Linked DNA regions of Homo sapiens: region 2 is linked to region 1. A link is an interaction called in ENCODE POLR2A ChIA-PET data of the cell type or tissue named here. Cell type or tissue: PC-3. All regions are shown on one strand. Links, peaks and the distances in the headings refer to the core of each region. The heading gives the core; the rest is flanking DNA.

Region 1 (10,552 bases), core at 1,538-9,537:
AATGAGAAAACCTGGCCAGGCGTGGTGCCTCACACCTGTAATCCCAGCGCTTTGGGAGGCCGAGGCAGGTGGATCACTTGAGTTCAGGAGTTCAAGACCAGCCTGGGCAACATGGCAAAGCCCTATTTCTACAAAAAATACAAAAATTAGCCGGGCGTGGTGGCGTGTGCCTGTGGCCCCAGCTATTCAGGAGGCTGAGGTGGGAGGATCATTTGAGCCTGGGGAGGGTAAGGCTGCAGTGAGCTGTGATAGTGCAACTGTACTCCAGCCTGGGCCATAGAGTGAGACCCTCCCCCCAAAAAAAAGGAGAGAGAGAGGAGGAAGAAGAAGAAAAAAATGAGAAAATTGCAGAGAGTCATTTGGTCAATATCATAGAGCCTGTAGGTAGTTGTAGTTGTGCAAGCTCAAACATACCTGCCCTGACTCCGATTCCAGTGCCCTTTTCACAATAGCACTTAACTGTACTTTCTGAAGATGCATTTAGTTAATCATTGTTATCTTTATATACTAACATACTAGGATGGTCTTGGTTGCAAGTAATTCAAATAATTTTTAAATTAGAGGTTTATTGTTCACATATCAAGATGTCCAGAGAAAGGTTGATTCCACTGTTGGTGGGCCCAGAGATCTACAGCATATTAAAACCTAGATTCTTTCCTGCCGTTCTCAGCATGTCGACTTTGGTGCCAGGTTCTTTTCCTTATGGTCATAAGATAGTAACAACAACTCACACAAGTCCAAAAGCCAGATGGGGAAAAAGTCTTCTTATCAATTATATGTAATGTGGTATACCGGATAGCATCCTGGACAAGAAAAAGGATATTAGGGGAAAACTGAGGAATGCTGAAAAAAGTATGGACTTTAAGTAATAATAATGCATATGTTTTGTTTAATTAATTGGGACAAATGTATGGCACTATTGTAAGATTTTAACAATAGGGGAAATGGTGTGGGGCATATGGAAACTACTTGTACTGCCTTTGCAATTTTTTCTATAAATTTTTCTGTAAAATTATTCTAAAATTAAAAGTATATTTTAAAAAACAAAATAACTGGCCTTTGCCTGAGCCTGCAATAAGCAGTTTGCTCCTTTTCTCCTTTGAAAAATATCTTTGTTCAGAAATTGCTGCTGTTAAGTGGACTGTTAAATGTCTGTTGCAGTCAAGTTGCAGACAACTTGACTAAACTGACTTTAGATAGAAGTATTTCTTGTTTCACTGGAGTCAGATAATCACTGAATCTTCAACAATCAATGGAAATTGAGTTATCATCAAAATGCTATTTCATTGTATGCTGCAATCACTTGTAGAGTATAACTGCTAATGCTATAAATGGTGACTGCATGCTACGCCTTCCCCCACTCAAAGTCATATGCACATGAACTGCAAATATTCTTGTTGTTGCACTACAGAGCCTTGCAGATAAAAGATGAATTGTAGACAGCCAAGTTACTGGCTCAGCCAGTCGCAACACAACACAAAACAGGTGACTATAAAAACCATCTCTGTTTCTCTCCAATACACCATACTCCCTCTTCCAACACACACACACATACACAATTGGGGTGGTGGTGGTTGTGAATGTCTATATAATGCTAAGATCATCATTGCAGAAACTCCTGATGTGTGTATGCAGGAGAATAATCATTGAGAATCCCCTCCACCCATGGCAAAATCAGAGCACACAACACTGAAAATCCAGGTGCCAATTCAAACTGTAAGGATATTCTGAAAAATCTCAATATTTAAATTTCTAATCAATATTAAAGACTCTGAGCAAGCCTCTAGCTCTTTGATTAGGAAATGCTTTTAAAAGACTGTAGATATGGCCATGCAGGGTTATTTGGAGAAGTATCAACTAGTTTCTTTTCTCCTTTTTCCTTCCTAAGGATTTTGAGACCGTTTAGATAAAGTCTAATGCTTTGAAGATGGAAGTTCGAGTTGTTTTGTGAAAAGGAAGTTGTACGAGGTGCTTTTGTCAGGTTAATTAACTGTAAACTCTGAACTCTTTCTGAATCAGAGGCCAGCAGTCTCAAGACAATCATACTTTGCATGGGGTGTGCAAGAAAGCAGCAATATCTGAAAAAGCAAGAGATGGCAAGACTTACCTTGAAATTTAATCAGGGGAAAAATCCTAATGGATTCTCCTTGTATGACACTGACATAGAGGCATGAGAATATACTTATGTCAAGGATTGTAACTGAAAATAATTTGCAGGTGAGGATTGTTTGTTTGTTTGAGACAGGGTCTCACTGTGTTGCTCAATCTGGCGTGCAGGAGTGTGATCACAGTTCACTGTAGCTTCAACCTCCCAGGCTCTGGCGATCTTCCCCACCTCACTCTCCCAACTAGCTGGCACTACAGGCATGCCCCACCATGCCCGGCCAATTTTTGTGTTTTTTGTAGAGATGAGGTTTTGCTGTGTTGCTCGGGCTGGTCTCAAACTCTTGGGCTCAAGCTGTCTGCCCACCTTGGCCTCTCAAAGTGCTGGGATTATAGGCGTGAGCCACTGCGCCTGGCCTGCAAATATAATGAACTGGACTTCAAACACTAGACCTGATTCTCTAGTAAAAAGAAGTACAAATATATCCCATCCTACAAAAATCCTAACATGTTGAATCTCTGTTTTAGGAGTTACCAATACATATTAAAGAAGGATACTTGACTAAAAACCTTTTGAAATGACTAAATAACTAATCAGGGTGCTTGATGTTAGAAGACCCTGTTTATGAAGATTTAATCATATACAAAGGTGATAATTGTTGAAATGATGAGAAAATAAAAAGCAGATATATCTCAGGTTTTAAAAATCATAAATTCTGTATAACTTCCGAGGAGCATAAATTGTACAGAAAAGTAGTACAGCTGGAAACGTTGAGGCCTAAGAAATCAATCAACGAAAACAGCCTGAACAAAGCAGATGATAAGGAAGAATTGAACTTGACACAGATACATTCAACACAGAAAGGTACTGATTCAAATGGCACCTGGAGCTTACGGATGGAATCCAGAGAACCAAGGAAGAATGAAATGCCGAGTTCAAGACTAAATCGTCACTGATATGGTCTTAAAGAATCCTTTTGCTAGCAGTATACGCTGTTTAATTGAGTGACTACGTTCTGGGAGATCCTAGCATTTCCAAAAAGCACACTGGTGTTTTGTAGTTGGTCTGTGGGGTTAATCTGATAGGTAGAAGCAGGGATGTGACTCATCGTGGATGGGCTCTATCTGAAGCAGGACATTTTGTTTACAACATTTATCATTTGCTATTGCAGTAGCAAAGACAGTTAGTGAACACAGGCTTATCAAAAAACTAGAAGAAAAATATAACAGTGCAATTCCGGACTATTCAAGAGAACTTCTCTCAGTCTGACTGGCTGATTAACTAAAAAATGGCTATCTATCTTTTACTCAATTTTAATGAATATTATTAAAAGAAATACCACAAATTAAAATCAACAACAGTTAAAGTGATACTCCGTAAGACTTAGAATTATAAAATTTGTCCCTGGGATATTGAATTTATTGAAATAATTGTTCCCACTTTCCCCTCACACAACTCTTACTAGCAAAAACTGCAATCTGTGAATCATTAGGATCAGAAAACTGACTGATGAATCAAATTTTGTAAATGTTTACCCAGAGAAGAAAGAATTGATCCCAATGAAAATTTAAATAAAATTTTAAAAGGAAAAACTGGAAATTGTTAAACTGTTCAAGAAACCAATCAAGATTTAAGAAAAATTGCTTCAGAAAACATTTTTTTACAAAAATGCATTAATGTTACTGTTCCCATTTGAAGGTTTGTTTTCATAACCTCAGCCTCAAAACACCTTCAAAGAATGTTCAGTCAAAAGAAGTCAGTATCAAATATATTCTGAAACCCCTGAATCTGGTATGTGGAATTCAATTTATGCCATTTTATCTCCCGACTTTTGCATATATTGTTCTCCCTGCCTCGAATTCCTTTCTCTGTTTTGTATTCTAAGACAACTCAAGATTTATGCTGCAAGACTCAACTTACAAAAATTGCCTACAGATTGGACCCTCCTAACCTTTGGGCAGAGTTAGATACTTTTACACTGTATGTTTTTGTAAGGCTCCTGCATGAATATTCTATCATATCACTATAATTTCTTGATTATAGGGCTGTCTCATGTACACTAGATAGGAGATTTCTCTAGGGCATGGCTCATGTTCTAGTCCATTTGTTATGAAATCTCTGGCACATAATAGACATGTAATTAATTATTGCTGAATAACTGAGTGGACATGTAAGTGAGGTCTCTATGCTACTCACTCATTTATTTCTCTTGTCCTTTATGAACAAAATCATCAAATCTGCACCGCAACTTTAAAGATGTATTTAAGAAAAAGTTCTCTCCTATACATTCAGATTAGTACTAAACATGTATTTTGTGATGTCTCTCTATTAGCAACACCCCTTCCTTTTCTCCTCCTCCCTATCTATCATCAAGAAAAGCAGTGCATTAATGGGAATCCACTTGAGACTGGGATGGCCGGCTCAGGACCTCTTCTCTCTGGGTATTGGTGGGGGCATCCCTAGAGTGTGGGAGCACTTTCTGGGAGGTCCAGAGGTTAGGTCAACCAAGGGCTTTTTCTTTCCATCCCTTCTCAATTTGACTCTGGATTCAGCTGAATATAGTTAAAGGATTAATTGCCATCATTTTGTTCCCTAAATTAAGAGTCATTGTGGTAAGAACCAAGCATAGCAATATGGGCCAACCACAAAGAAATAAATTACTTTGTAAGTTTCAAAAGATTTTCACCAAATTACTGCCCTGTGCAAATGATGTTGGGGGGAAAATTTTGTTTGAGAAACATTTTCTTTTGTGACTATAATAAGGTATGTGTACCCCTGCTGAGATATGAGTCACATCCCCTGTGTTAGGAAACTGTGGATAGTTTTTGTGGGTTTGGGGTTTTGTATTAAATTTTCAGTGCCTCATGTTTCCTATGACTGATGAATGGATCATCACCTGACTCATAGGCTCTTTTGCTATGGATCACCGAAGTGCAGCTTTTAAAATTCAGTAATGTGGCACCCAGCTGCTCAGAGTTTTAATATGGAGCGAGTAACACCGGAAACATGTAACCAGTGCTTTGAAATGTACATTTCTGAAGTCACCTCTTCCCAGCTTTTTGCAGAATTATAATTAAACTGGTCTAGACTAGTTTGCAACTCCTATTTTTAGAGACCTACAGTGCCCCTTTTTTGGTCTAAGTAGGGATACAATAAACATATGGGTTTGTTTTTTCCAGATTAAAGACATGCCACTGACCTCAATTTCAGCATTCTAAAAGTGAACATTTATTTATTTATTTATTTATTCAACAAATACTTACAGGATGTCTACCTTGTATTCCACTTATGGAGATAGTGGTACTTATTTAGATAGCCCAGTGTGACTGAAGTTCAGATTATGGGAATTTGTAGGGAGAGTATAAGGGATAAGATTGGAAAGAGCAGTCAAGAGCTAGATCTTAAAGAACCTGTGTGCCAAGCTACAGAGTTTGGGCTTTATCCTGAGATCCAGGAGGAGCCCTGAATTGTTTCCACAGAGGGGTGAAATGAGACCTTTTGCACCAGAGTTGAGGAGAAATTAGATGAGGGCAAAGTAAGATGTGGAAGGCAGACCAGTTAGGAGCCTATCATCGTCATCCAAGAGGCAGATGGGGTACAGCCAGAATGAAAGCAAGATCAGTGGGCATAGAGCTAGAACTAATAGGACCTGGCAATGAATCCTGGACTGTGGTTTAGAGTCCTGGCAATCAGACTCTTAATGTTGGAGCCCAACCCCCATCACCACCCCAAAGGCAGAATCCTTGGTTCTCCTCTTTTCTCTGGAAACACACACTTCCTTGCAATCACAACCAATTTCAGGATGACACTCAAATTTATATCTCCAGCCCAGGCATCTCTGAACTCTAGACTTGAATATTCAACAGTCTATGCAACACCTCTATTTGGATGTTTAGCAGAGCTATTCAACATACTATAACCCAATCTGAATGGGAGACCTTCCCTGAAACTTGGCTTACCTTCAGTCTTCTCCATTTTTGTTAGTAGCAACTCCACTTTCAATTGCTTACATCTGAAACTTTGATGTAATGGTGACTCCTATGTGTGTGTGTGTATATATATGTGTATATATATGTATATATATATGTGTATATATACGTATATACATATATACACACATATATACATATATACACACATATACATTTATATATATATATTTCACATTCAGTCCATCAGCACATGCCCTTGGTTTTAACTTTAAAATCTACAAAGAATCAGATCCCTTCTTCCCACCTCCACCACTACCACTCTAATCAAAGCTACCACCATCTTACTCCTGGATTAGTATAATAGGCTCCTAACCTGTCTACCTGCTGCTCCCTGGCCCTTGCAGTCTATTCTCTACACAGCAGCCAGAATGATGCAACACCCCCGCCAACCTGTTATTTGAAGCTTTTCGAGCATACAGAAAACTTGAAAGAACAATACAATATAAAATGTCTTTTGCAGCTTCTTTTTCTGATCCAAGATCCAATCAAATGCAATTTGATCACATTTGATTGTTGTATATTTTTAGTCTTTCTTAATCTAGAATAATCTTTCTTCTTTTTAAATGACATGTACTTTTTCATATAGAATATCCCACACTTTCTGAATTTGTCAGTTTCCTCATATATTATGTTGTATAATTCATATTGCATCAGATCAAGAGGCACATAATGTCAGGTTGTCCTAATGCTTATGATGCTGTTTGATCACCTGACTAATGAATCAACTCACCAGAGTTCTCCATTGGGAAGATAAATTTTCCTCTTTGTAATTAGTAAGAAATTCATGGGGTGATACTTTGACACCTTTCAAATATCCACGATCTTTTACCCAATGGTTTTGCTATCTACTAATAACCTTTTCTAGATTATTTATTATACTGGAAGTTGCAAAATCATGACTTTAAAATATTCTCACTCCTATTTTGTAACAGACGTTTTAGTAAAAAATCGCCTTCCTTATTTTTCCCTTTCTTCTCTTCTACCCTTTCCTGCTGCCCTCCTTCTCCTCCTCCTCCTTCTCCTGACTCTCACGGTGGATTCAATGTCCACTCAATTTTAATTCAATGTGTTATCATCAACTACCACAGAATGATTTATTTAAAATGTATACAGATCATGTTCTATTCCTCTACTGAAGCCTCATCAATGACTTCCCCCTTCACTTGAAGTAAACATCTAAGTCCTTACAGTGGCCTGCGAGGTCCTGCATGATCCAGTCTCCAATTCATCTCCCGCCTCACGTTTTGCTCACAGCTCCAGCCATCTGCTCTCCCGACTGTTCCTCAAACACTCCACGTTTGGTCCTGCCTTGGGGTCTTTGGCTCCACCACACCCTCTCTCAGTAATGCTTCTCCTCTAGATATTCCCGTAATATTGTTCCTTATCATTTTCAAATTTTTTCTTAAACCCACCTGACTAGCTATTTTTAAATTTTTTAAGTCAATACTCCCCATCCTTCTTACTATACTACTTTATTTTCTCCACCAATTTTATCCATTTCTTACATTATTTCCTGTGTTTATTGTCTGCCTCCAATTAGAATTAAGCTCCGAGAGTGTAGGGAATTCCATCTGTTTTATGCACTGCTACATCCCAGGGGCTAGAATAATACCTCCTCAGGAAATGTTTACTAAGTGAATGGATGCATGGATTGATAAGGGGTTGAAGGAGAAGGAGATGCTCATTTTTCAGCTTGGTTATCTGCAGTGACAGTGTTCTACTTTCTGAGATAAGGAAAGGAACACAGAACAAGCAGTGTGTGTGGAAGCAAACTTTGGACATGTTGAGTTTTAGGTGAGATAGCCTGTGAGGTAGCCATGTGGAAAAGCCCAATAGGAAGTTGGCTAGACCTAGATTTAGTGGATAGACCGGGTATGAAGTAGTTTCCAAACACCTAAAGCAAAGTCATGTCTTAATTCATTTTAAATGAATTGAACATTATTGAATTGAATTAACATGAATGGAAAGGCTAAGAATCTTTTGCCTCCCAAGCTGGCATGCCAACCAAGCGTGGGAAGAGAGCTATTAACACTTTCCTGCGTCTGCTAGGTTTTGAACTGCTCAAGTCAAAGACAGCACTAAACACCTGGTAATCGTTCTAATGGTTTGTCAACAAAGCGGGATCTGTTAGTCTTCTAGGGTGATAACTGTTTCTAGTAGTCCAAAGACTTGGTTAAAGACACCTGCATCCTGTATAGAGCAATTAGTACTTTAAAAATGTGGTTTTCTTGTTGATCTACTAAGTGTGGTAACCTTTGCAATTCCTTTAATCAAAAGAAAAGAAAAGCAACATCAAAAATTCTTTCATTCATTAGGCTCTAATCTTTTCTCTTCCTTCCTACACCTTCCTAATTCTCCCAAGTCTTGGGAAAGTGTTCAATAGATGATGAGCTGTAAGAAGCAAGAAGAGTTTGTCTTGTGCGGTGTCACCAGTGTTTAGCACAGTATCTTTCCTCAAATAGGTGCTCAGTATATTTCATTCTGTTATATATCAATGTCTATCTTTTTTATTTTTGAAACACCATCCATATCTCTGCTCTACCTCAAAACCTGAATCCCCCTTCTCTCAACAACATCTGGAGCCACTAAGTCAGTTCTTATAGTTAAAAATAAAGGTAACTATGAGAGAAGGAGAAGTCGATGGTATTTCAAACCGGCATGAAAATTGTCCATTGCAACTTTGGATAGAAAGAAAATTTAAACTCGTTCCAGTATCGTAAGACTAGACACACAGCAATGAATAGGAATATGAGTCTTTCTGAATGCTCATGGGGAATTTCCATATTAGCTTATAAATCCTACCCACATGATGGGTTATTCCATTATTCCATAAGCTCCTTGAAGTCTTTTAGTTTCCTTTAGAATGACGGTGAATAAAGTAGATGTGGTCATTCATATTTTTAACAAAAGAGAGATCAAAAATGAAATTATGGGCATATATTCAGCAATTTCAGATTTTGCCATTATTTATGACCATGACTACAGATGGTACACCGATCTATGGTGTCTCGAGATTGCAGTGTTAGTAAGCTAAGGACAGCATAAATCAGAGAAGTTTCCCCTTTCACTGTAGATACAGAAAAATAAAAATAATTAGAGCCTCCACTGGTCAACATTAAGGTCTCAAATATAAATTTTATATTAAACTTGCCTATTGTTTTATGGCTTTCCTTATTTATTTTATTTTATTTTTTCTGGAATAGAAAGTGAGGATATAGGCCGGGCATGGTGGCTCACACCTGTAATCCCAGCACTTTGGGAGGCCAAGGTGGGCAGATCACGAAGTCAAGAGTTTGAGACCAGGCTGGCCAACATAGTGAAACCCCATCTCTACTAAAAATACAAAAAATTAGCCAGCTGTAGTGGTGGATGCCTGTAATCCCAGCTACTTGGGAGGCTGAAGCAGGAGAATCACTTGAACCTGGGAGGCAGAGGTTGCAGCAAGCTGAGATCATGCCACTGCACACCAGCTGGGTGACAGTGCGAGACTCCATCTCAAAAAAAAAAAAAAAAAGAAAGAAAGAAAGTGTGGATATAGTTAAGATAGGAAGGCAATTGACATTTAAAAGCACTTTCTAGTCGGCTGGGCGCGGTGGCTCACACCTGTAATCCCAGCACTTTGGGAGGCTGAGGCGGGCGGATCACGAGGTCAGGAGATCGAGACCATCCTGGCTAACACAGTGAAACCCGTCTCTACCAAAAATACAAAAAACTAGCTAGGCGTGGTGGTGGGTGCCTGTAGTCATAGCTATTCGGGAGGCTGAGGCAGGAGAATCGCTTGAACCCAGGAGGCAGAGGTTGCAGTGAGTCGAGATCATGCCATTGCACTCCAGCCTGGGTGACAGAGCAACACTCTGGCCAAAAAAGAAAAAAAAAAGAGCACTTTCTAAAGTGACTATAACAAGGTGACCTGATCAGGATAGTGTCAACAGCAAAAGTGTAGAGTCACTGAGAAATCCACTTTGGTGAAACCATAGATTAACAGTTATTTAAACCCCTGTACTGGAACAGGTCTCTTTGCTATTCTGATCTTTCTCATGGATTCAATTTTAAGAGTTATCTATGCTTTAAAAAAAAATTCCATGCAGAGTAGATTTTATACATAGCAACCACTAACAAAAGATGTGCAGGAACCTGAATGCCATCCTCTCAGCAGAAGGCACACACCTTGGTAATTTGACTGTGAAATTTAACAATAATAAATGTACATAATGGATTATCATGAAGTCATAAAGCAGTAAAGAATTCAGAAATATGATAAAATATAATATAGTAAAATCAAATATTTCTAAAACAATAAATGTCAAAGATCAAACAACAATACAGAGAGAAGATATCTAGCTAGGATTTTTTTTCTTTAGATAAGCCAGATTAGAAGAATTAAAAATAGATAAAGATTCCTCTAAAGTTGAGTGGTTACGATTGTATGTATGCTATTTTAATTAACTTTCATTCA
Region 2 (10,552 bases), core at 1,068-9,067, 140 kb after region 1:
GGGAAGTGTATAAAAAGGAGTTGTCAGCAATCATAAAATTGTGCAGGCTGGTCTGCTCACAGAAAACACTAATCTATTAGAGCGACTCACTCATTTTTTTCCCACCCTGAGGCAGGGGAATAGCATGATTATAATAGTAGAAGCATGAAAAAGTTATGGTCCATCAGAGACTTTCTGATGGTTAAATGAAACTTACCATTTGATTTTAGTTTAGAATTAAAACAATGAGGTTGACAGGTTTCTTTTTTTCAAACTGACCATTTGACTTGAGTGTATTAAAACTGCTAAACTGATTTAACCAAAACTACCCTTAACTTTCCTCTGGATTCTGTCTCCTGAGAGATCAAGCCTTAGCTAATAGATCATGCTTCTTAACCCCAAGATAATCTTCAGTGAAGCCATCTGCATGTTTTTTTCCCTTGCAGTCATTTTTAATTTTTCAGCAAAACATTGTGGAAGCAACTTAGCAGTCTTGTTTTTCCTCTGTTGGGTTTCTGAAATGACTGGAAATGTGACATCAGTGTTTAAGGAGAACTTCCTTTACAAAACTCAAAAGAAATCATTCTAGACAAAAAGATTATGAGCAAATGGAGCCTGTGTTCTATTTGTTTGATGACAAGTCCCAAATTAATCCTGGAGCTCAATAATCCTTTCCCATTGGCTTAAATGTTGATTTCGTTTTACAGATTGATTGATTGATTTTTTTTGTGACAAGGTCTTCTCTGTTGCCCAGGCTGGAGTGCAGTGGCACGATTTTGGCTCACTGCAGCCTCAACCCCCTGGGCTCAGGTGATCCTCCTGCCTCAGCCTCCTGAATGGTTGGGACTACAGGAGCATGCCACCCCTCCTGGCTAATGTTTTTTGTATTTTTTTTTTTTTTTTTTTGGTAGAGACGGGGTCTCACCAGGTTGCCAAGGCTGGTCTCAAACTCCTGGACTCAAGCAATCTGCCCACCTCGACCTCCCAGAGTGCTGGGATCACAGGTGTGAGCCACCAGGCCCGGCCAAAGCTTTACAGATTTTTGTCTCTGACTTTTCTGTTTTAAGGCAGCAGTGTGTGGTGGGTTGCATTGTATCCCACAAAAATGTATGTACAAGTTGTAACCCCTGATTCTGTGAATGTGACCTTTCTGGAAGTAGGGTCACTGCAGATGTAATTAAGTTGAGGATCTCAAGATGAGATCATCCTGGATGCAGGATGGGACCTAACGATAATGGCTGGTGTCTTTATAAGAGAAAGGAGAAGGAGATTTGAGACACAGACATGCAGAGAGGAAAGCGACATGGAGACGGAAGCAAAGCCTAGAGTGGTAAACCTACAAACCAAGGGTTGCCAGCTGTCACCAGAAGCTGGAAGAGAGGCATAGAAGATTCTCCCTTAGAGTCTCTGGAAGAAACCAACCCTGCTGGTGTCTTGATTGCAGGCTTCTGGCTTTTAGAAGTAGACTTCTGGCTTTTAGAACAGATTTCTGTTACACACAATTGGTAGTAATTTTTTATGTCAGCCCTAGGAAACTGATATATAATGTAAGTCTCCTGTGTGGCTCTAGGGACAATTCTTTTGTTCAAGAGGCTGTCAGAATGTTACAGGTACAGCCACAGAAGGCAGAACAACTGATGCTTCACCATCAGCTGCTTCTATCACAGAGATCGGTACTCACACAACCATTTGTTGGCCTTAGTTGGTGGAAGTGTGTGGCCAGGATAAAAGCCCATGGTGTGCTTGCAAATATCAGTGTTGTGGATAAACAGTCTGATTACTCCTACGCAAAGTGCAGATTTCCTTGACCAGAAATGCCCACACCAACTACCCATAGTTACAAACCTAACTTAAGACAAACCCATGCTTTCTGTGACAATGTAAGTCAGAAGACAACACCTCCCATTTCCTGAAGGCAGCACTTTTTTTCCTGAGCATAGTACAAATCCTCTTTTAATTTCTCTGAACTTGTATAACATGAAAGTTACTTACTGCTCCCCCAAAAGAAGAACAAAGGAAGAAAGGAAAGAAAGAAGGAGAGAAAGGGGGCAGGAAGGAAGAGACGAAAGGAAAGAAGAATGGGATGATGAGGAAAGACAGGAAAGCAGAGAGAGAGAGAGAAAAAGAGGAAGGAAAAGCCCTATTCACATCTGAAATGTAGAATGTACCACATTAGCATTAAAATCAAATTGCTTGCTGGGCAATGCTCATAGAATATTTGAATGTATTGTTCAATCAAACCTTGTCTATCTTCTTCATTGACCACAGAAAGGTAAATTCATTGGCACAATTGACCAGTGCAAGATGGAAGGGCCTGGAGGAGAGCTGGGATGAGGGAGGCCAGCAGCCACCTCTTAAGGGCAGCTGAAGTCCTCACACACTCAGACCTCATCTGCATAGCAAGGCAGGTGGGCCCCTTCTGTCGGCACTTAGCCTGAGTGCCATCACAGCCCATTTCAGCACGCTGTTGAAATTCATGCTGTCTCCATTTCTCATCAGATGGAGTAAGTAAACCAGCACCAGTGACAACACTGAAGCTTGTGGCTAATCAGAAATTTTCTGTGTGCTAACATATTTTTCTTTTATTTGGGGGTTAGGTCTTCAGTGAAACAGAACTTCCTCTGCCTTTTTCCTTTCCTCCTTCCATGCCCCTCTTACCTCTTAATTTCACGAAGTGGAGGGGAATTCACAGGACAGGATATCTGGCTTTATGACACTCTGTCCTGCAACTGAACAGTCACCAGATGAAAGGAATGATGGTATTTAAGAACAAACAAAAGGAAAATATAAATCCTTTGGGTAGCAGATATGTGTAATTTACTCTAGTTTTCTGTTTCAACTTTTAAAAGAATGCAAGATCTTAGACAATAGAGAGTCAGAAACAGGCCAGTTATAGCACTCAATCTCCCTCAATTAGGGTCATCACAAAAGCACTATTTATAAACATATGGTGCAACTTCATGGAATTAAAAGAATAGTGGATCCAATTTGCCATCTCCATCCACAATGTCCCAGGAGTCGTGAAAACCTGCTCCTTGTGGAGTCATTTTAAGCATTCTCAGCAAATCTTTCAGACTCTCTGGGTTCCACAGCATAACTCTATTTTCAGCTATGGACTTGGGCTCCAGGTCTCATCTCTTTATTCTCCATAGCCCCAATATTTATGGAAAAGTGTCATTGAATGGCACACCAATGTTGGCGAGAGCTGTATATGTCTAAGGAAAATGAAATATTTGGCACAACATCAACCACAACATCTCTAGTTTGTATCCATTTGCATTCTATTCTGTACAATTCTGACAGATCAACATTCCTAAAGGCCAGATTTAATCCTTGGAGTCCCTACAAGTAACCTTGGGCTTCTGCCGACCATGAAATGCTTAGACTGGCCTCATGGCCCTCCATGGTCTGGCCTGTGCTAGCTGTCTGCTCTTACCTTTTGCTGCTCCCTTTCATACACTCTTCCAGATGGAATAATTTAAGACACACATATGTATCAGGCTTTACTTCTTCCCCTTTGATTAACCATTCACTTGCCTGACCTTATTTTTTCTTCTCTCTCCCTGCCTCATATGTCATGCCTTTACATTATTTTGAGTGTTATTTGTGTGTTGGGTCTTGCTCCTACTCAACTGTAAGCTCTTAGGTGAAGGGACTTATTCACTTTTATTCCCTCTCCCTCTTTATTAGCACCTAGCACAGTGCTCTGTGTACAACAGACACGCCATAGTTATTCGCTGACTGCAAATATGAACAAATAAATGATAAGTAGATTAAAAGCTGAAAGATGAATGTCAAATAATTTAAATCATGGCTTGGAAAGATATAAATGGGGAAAATAAATCTAAATCACGTCATTCATAATTCATGAGAAAAATACTATACTTTGAATCATTTTATATTGTTACTCTGTGTTACAATTATTAAGCTGGAGTTCTCCCACTTAAAATGTCTGTGTATGGGTCAGGCTTGGTGGCTTACATCAGTAATCCCAGCAGTTTGAAAGGCTAAAATGGGAAGATTGCTTTGAGGCCAGGAGTTTGAGACCAGCATAGACAACATAGAGACTCTATCTCTACAAAAAAAAAAAAAAAATTAATTAGTCAGGTGTGCTACTCGGGAGCTACTGTGTGCTACTCCCAGCTACTTGGGAGGCTGAAGTGGGAGGATCACTTGAGCCCAGGAGTTTGAGGCTGCAGTGAGCTATGATCATGCCACTCACTGCAATTCAGCTTGGGTGACAGAGTTAGACCATGTCTCTAAAAAAAAAGTAATAAAATTCTGTGTATATTTATGTTGCAAGAGAAGTCAGGTTGGTAAATTATTATGTCATGTCAGTATTAATGTTAATTTTATGCTATTTCCTGTAAATGAATTTGGAGAAATGCACATTTTAAGACTGTATTACAAAAGAAATTCTATCTTGAGGTTCTGTTGCCAAGCCACTAAAAATTCAGTTGTTCATACTGTGAAGTCATCCAAACACCTCAAGGAATTTTTTCCTTGTACTGCATGATTGCTCATCTGAACACAAGAGGAAAATTTATATGTTATAAAGATTTGATGGGCATTTTTATCTGAAAAGGAAAATACTAAAAAAGCATAAAATAGTACAGAATCCTTGCTAAAAGATTTAATCAAAAGGAAGAGCAATCTGCTTTTCTACAAGATGCATATTCAGTGAATAACCAAGGAGCTGTATGCTTTCATAGAAAGTGTGGAAAGACGTGATTTCAACTTTTGATAATTATTTCCTTGTTAATAACAAAGGCTTTGGAGTATCATGGCTCTAAGCATCAAAAAGCAAGAGAGATATATCAGATCGAATACAAGACAAAAAAAGATCTAGCCCATTAAAAAAAAAAAAGACACAAAAGCATTATCATCTCCTTCCAGAGTTTCTCTCCCTGATCCTAAACTCTGCATCCTCACACAACTTCAAGCTTCAAGGGTAGAGAAGATGAGAAAAATGAAGTGATGGGGGAGAGGACAGGAAAATGGGAAGAAAGTGGGATAAGGAAGCTGGAGGGAGGATGCTCAGGAGTGGTTAGAATCACAAAGAAATGGGGAAGGGAATAAAACCTGCTATAAGCACCAGAGACAAACAAGGTGAATTGAAGATGTTTGTGTCATGTGTGATGTTCTACACCTGCTACTCCTGCTACTACAATCTAGTGGATGCCATGTGCCAGGCATGGTTCTAAGCATTTTACATATATTAAATCACTGAAGCTCATGGCACACCTACTGAGTGAAAGTCACAGAAAGCCTGACCCAAACAGTGTCAAACAAAACAAAAAAGGAAATAGGTTGGGTCTAGAACAGAGGCATCCTTCAGTCTGGGATTTATTCAAGGCTTACATAGTGTATCCCTTTTTCCATTTCTTTTCCTCAACTGGTGCTATATTGACTCCAGATCCTAGCAAGCTCCCCACTCCTAGTCCCAAAATGGTTGCCTACAGCTATGAGCTAGGTACATATTTCCTGTTCAATTAAAATGGAAATTTCTATTGTGCTTGGAAAAAATATGCAAAAATTTCAAGATCGTCCAACAGAAAAAAACTTGCTTATCTCTTCAACTTCCTCTCAGGCCCATTGTACCACTTGCACTCTACACTTCCATCACATGGGCCTCTTTAAGGTCTCAAATCCATCAGGCTCTTTGGTGGAAGTGGAGGTGGGTAGAAATAAAGGTTAAATAAAAGTCCTGGAATTTGTTGCCCTGATTGGGCAGATTTGCTCTTGTGATCAATCCTGTGAACCAATCCTACTTTGAGGAATGTGGGAATTGATGGTTGTTTTAAGCCAATTATATAGATCACCCCTGAAGCCAAGTGGGACCAATTCTATCCAAACTGGATTGATGAAAAATTCAAGGAACCCTTAGAAAGAGGGCAAGAAGAGAATCCTCATAATAATAGACTGGCGAAAATGAACATAAAAGTAGATGGCTAAACGTAAAAAAAGCAAAGAATAAAAATCTAAAATATTTTTGTAATACTGTTAATAGTATGTCTATATTTTCATATGTGTATATATATACATGCATGTATCTATACTGAGGTACAAGCAAGAGAAACCAATGTATGCTAATTTAGACAGAAAGGGAGATTTTTTAAAAGGGATTTTGACTGGTACAGAATCTCCTGAAAGTTGAGTGTCTTAGGTAGATTGCCAAGAAGCAGACCCTGGAGAATTTATGTCTTAGTGATTTATTAAATGATGCCAGGAGAAGCCAACTAGAGAGTGGGGAAGTAAGGCAGGGAATGGGAGAAAGCCCACACCCATCAAGGGTGCTATCCTATGCAAAGGTAGTTTCAGCCTGATCCCACAGGGGAACTGTATAGCAGAAGTTATGGCTGTCTTGCCCCAACTCAAGGCACAGAAGCTGGGCTTTCTTATTCCACATCTCTGAATCATTGGTTAAGAGTGCTCCTTGGAAGGCAAATTCCTAGGATTTCCAGCTTTCTATGCATTCTGGCAAAAGCTAGCTCCACAAGCCAGAGGACAGCCCTTGAGAGAAAGATTTAGGCACTGGCTTTTGAAATAGAAAGCACCTCAAATGCTGGGGAGAAGGAACACACAGAAAATAGCAAAAAAGGATCCAGTGAGACCTGGGCAATGCACAAATGCAATGCACCACTTTGAGACAATCAGCTTTCAATTTACACAAGCAGTAACAATGCTCCAAACCACACCCTGCAGCTGTCCCATGCACCATCAGGGAAATCTCTGATGCTGCTGGTGCCCTGCCAGCACCACTACCCACTGCTGCATCTAACTGCTGACTGCAGTCATTGCCCCATCCTCACTCCCATGGATTCTGCCTGTAACCTGCTCTTGGAATCTCTGACTTCTAAAGTCTAGCGTTTATGGAATACTACACAGCCACACAAAATAATGAAATCATATCTTTTGTACCAACATGGATGCAGGTGAAGGCCATTATCCTTAGTGAAATTAACAGAAAACCAAATACCGTATGTTCTCACTTATAAGTGACAGCTAAACACTGGTTACTCATGGACATAAAAATAGGAACAATAGACACTGGGGAATACTGGAGGGGGGAAGGAGGGAAAGGAACAACAGTTGAAAAACTAACTGTTGGTTACTATGCTCAGGACATGGGTGACAGTATCATTCATACCCCGAACTTCAATATCATGTAATGTACTCATGTAACAAACCTGCACATGTACCCCCTGAATCTAAAATAAGTTGAAATTACAAAAAACAAAAAATAAAATAAAACAAAGTTTAGGGTGCTAAGTGATGGCAGCCAGGGTGTGTTTATACATCAGCTGCAAGAAATGCCAGAAAAGGGAATATCTGGCATTTTTAGCTGTCGTATCAAGAGGCAAGATCCACCTCATTAAATATTAGGTGGGAATTCCCAAAACACGGGGAGAAGATGATGATGTTGTGTAGAAAAAAAAAAAAAAAGTAAGAGCCATTCACTCCACACACAAATGCATAAAACATTTAGAATTGGGCCGGGCGCAGTGGCTCACGCCTGTAATCCCAGCACTTGGGGAGGCCGAGACGGGCAGATCATGAGGTCAGGAGATCGAGGTCATCCTGGCTAACACAGTGAAATCCCGTCTCTACTAAAAATACAAAAAAATAGCCAGGTGTGGTGGCGGGCGCCTGTAGTCCCAGCTACTTAGGAGGCTGAGGCAGGAGAATGGCATGAACCCAGGAGGCGGAGCTTGCAGTGAGCAGAGATCATGCCACTGCACTCCAGCCTAGGCGACAGTGAGACTCCACCTCAAAAAAAAAATCCATTTAGAATTAATATGAAATTGCCATCAGAAATTACCTCTGGGGAGTGGAACCAGAGCTATAGTTTCAGGAGTGGGTGAGAGAAGATTCTTACTTCTCATTTTATATGTTTCGGTAGTATTTAAGAATTTTATAAGCGACATATGTTTCTTTTTTTGATTTCAAAGAACTGGTTTACTTTTTAAGACCTGTCTCTTTCTTTAGAACTGCTTTTAAAAAGAGGCTGGAACGTTTTAATTAAATTATGTACCCTCTGCTTTCAGGAAGGGAGGCCACTCAGATTTGGTGGCGGTGGTTACCATTCATTTTTTCATTCATTTATCAAAGATTTATTGATTGTATGCAAGGCCCAAGAAAGATGAAAGACAGAGGCTCTGTTCTCAAGGAGGGAATTAATGTTATGATGAGAAATGTCTTTGAATGTCTTGGGTTTTGTGTTATTTTCTTACATATTGGTGAACCTTTTACTTCAGATAGTAAGTACCCTCTACTATACAGCTTTAACTAGATTTACTTACGTTTTTTCCTATTAAATGGAATTAGGAAATATAAGTTGTACATCTTCACAATGATTTCCAAGCTAAATGATGTTGGTGGGGTCTTTGAAATGAGTTACTGTGGAAGTATTTTATGCTCTTGAACTTCTGTGGAAGTATTTTATGCTCTTGAATTTCATTCAAGAATTCAATTTAACTTCATTTAAAGATTTCATTAGAATTAGGTGACATCACCTTATGTTTTGTGTTGGTTTGCAAAAGACTTATTGCTAGCCAGATGTGCTCCTTTTGCTGATAGTAATATAAGCATTCTAAAAGTTCTAATTTCTAAGCCTTGGATTTAATACAAAACCATAGGTAATAAAGATGTATAAAAATCTAGCACGGAGTCCGGACGCGGTGGCTCATGCCTGTAATCCCAGCACTTTGGGAAGTCGAGGTGGGTGGATCACCTGAGGTCAGGAGTTCAAGACCAGCCTGGCCAACACGGTGAAACCCCATCTCTACTAAAAATACAAAAATTAGCCAGACATGGTGGTGGGCACCTGTAATCCCAGCTACCAAGGAGGCTGAGTCAGGAAAATCGCTAGAACCCGGCAGGCAGCAGCTGCAGTGAGCCAAGATCGTGCCACTGCACTCCAGCCTGGGCTGCAGAGCAAGACTCCATCTTAAAAAATAAATTTAAAAAAATTGGCTGGGCGCGGTGGCTCACGCCAGCACTTTGGGAGGCCGAGGTGGGCGGATCACGAGGTCAGGAGATCGAGACCATCCTGGTTAACATGGTGAAACCCCGTCTCTACTAAAAATACAAAAAATTTGCCAGGTGTGGTGGCGGGCGCCTGTAGTCCCAGCTACCCTGGAGGCTGAGGCAGGAGAATGGCGTGGACCCGGGAGGCGGAGCTTGCAATGAGCCAAGATCGGGCCACTGCATTCTAGCCTGGGCGGCAGGGTGAGACTCTGTCTCAAAAAGTAAATAAAATAAAATAAAATAAAATAAATTTAAAAAATAATAATAAATAAATAAATCTAGCACTGAAATATTCTGTCTTCCTGACATCTAGTATTGATTTATGGAACATTTATGATATGGTCAAGCCAAGTGGTAGCTTGAAGGAGGATGCTTTATCCCACCCTCAACAATCACTCTCAGTCCCCCCAAAGCCACCTTAGGCAAGGAGCTGGATGTGTGAATGCAGCAGCGGGATGAATCCAGCCCCTTCTAGCAATCAGCTTATCTCCCCTGATGCCTCCTCTCTAGATACTCTGGAGCTACTACTGCTTTAAAACTGGCTGAACTAAAAGAATGTGCTAGTCTTTTTTTTTTTTTTGACAGGGTCTTGCTCTGTCACCCAGATCGGAGTGCACTGGCATGATCACGACTCACTGCAGCCTTGAACTCCTGGGTTCAAGCAATCCTCCAACCTCAGCCTCCCAAGTAGCTGGAACCACAGGTTTGCACTATCACGCCCAGCTAATCATTTTTTTATTAATTTTTGGTACAGAGAGAATCTCTCTATGTTGCCTAGGCTGGTCTTGAACTGCTGGGCCCAAGTTATCCTTCTACCTTGGCCTCCCAAAGTGCTGGGCTTCATGAGCCACCATGCCTGGCCTGCTACTCTTAAGGTAGTTAAAACTCTTTCATTTGGAATTAATTTGTTATGTAAATCATGTTTTAAATCCATCTTTACATTCTGAAATAAAACATGTCAATTCAGTTGGTTAAAGCAATGTTTTCAATCTGTATTCCATGGAACCCTAGGGCTCTGCAGAGGCCTCTTAGGACAGTGAGAGGCAGAGTTTAAGAGAGAGGCTAAGGGGTTGAAGCTTTAGAGCTCTGCTTCCCTGCCCCAGCTCAGTGACTTTCCTCTCAACTTTCTATGCATTGCGCTTCCATGTAAAAGTTTGTTTGGAAAAGGTTTCTGCTGATAAACATAATAAATACTTTAAATTTGAGATGTGTGCTCTCTTCAACTCAGAAATGTAACTTTTAGAAACCATTCTGCAGAAATATTTGCACACATGCTCAGAGATGTATGTATCAAGAGCTCCTTTATCATTGTTTTGTAATGACAATAAATTGGAAACAATCTAATATTCTTTAATAGGGGCATAGTAACGCAAGCTATACTATGAAATACTATACAGCTGATAAAAATTCATGGAAAGATCTTTTGGACATGTTAAGTTTTTTAAGAGCATTTTTCAATACAATGTGAAGAGTATGGTCCCATTTATGTAAAAGAAAGCTGTATATCTGCCTATTATATACATGTAAGTGCTTGGAATAAAGA

The links. Peaks named below come from ENCODE experiments on the same cell type or tissue, not always from the same donor. Only the 100,000 strongest peaks of a DNase experiment are listed, where the experiment ranks them.
Region 2: POLR2A ChIA-PET joins it to region 1 with 5 read pairs; 3 of 35 experiments call an interaction of 5 or more read pairs at or near these places.

Annotation. Positions count from the first base shown.
Region 1 is chr12:65,652,117-65,662,668 of GRCh38, forward strand. No RefSeq gene overlaps it. Among named protein-coding and RNA genes, the nearest start is that of MSRB3-AS1, 15 kb to the left of the region's middle. RefSeq lists an enhancer at 4,310-5,509. In PC-3, for the core only: no CTCF peak of the experiment used is centred there; a DNase peak (open chromatin) is centred at 4,925; H3K27ac peaks cover 6,000 bases.
Region 2 is chr12:65,796,749-65,807,300 of GRCh38, forward strand. It overlaps the pseudogene RPSAP52. Among named protein-coding and RNA genes, the nearest start is that of HMGA2, 22 kb to the right of the region's middle. RefSeq lists an enhancer at 2,208-2,709. In PC-3, for the core only: no CTCF peak of the experiment used is centred there; no DNase peak of the experiment used is centred there.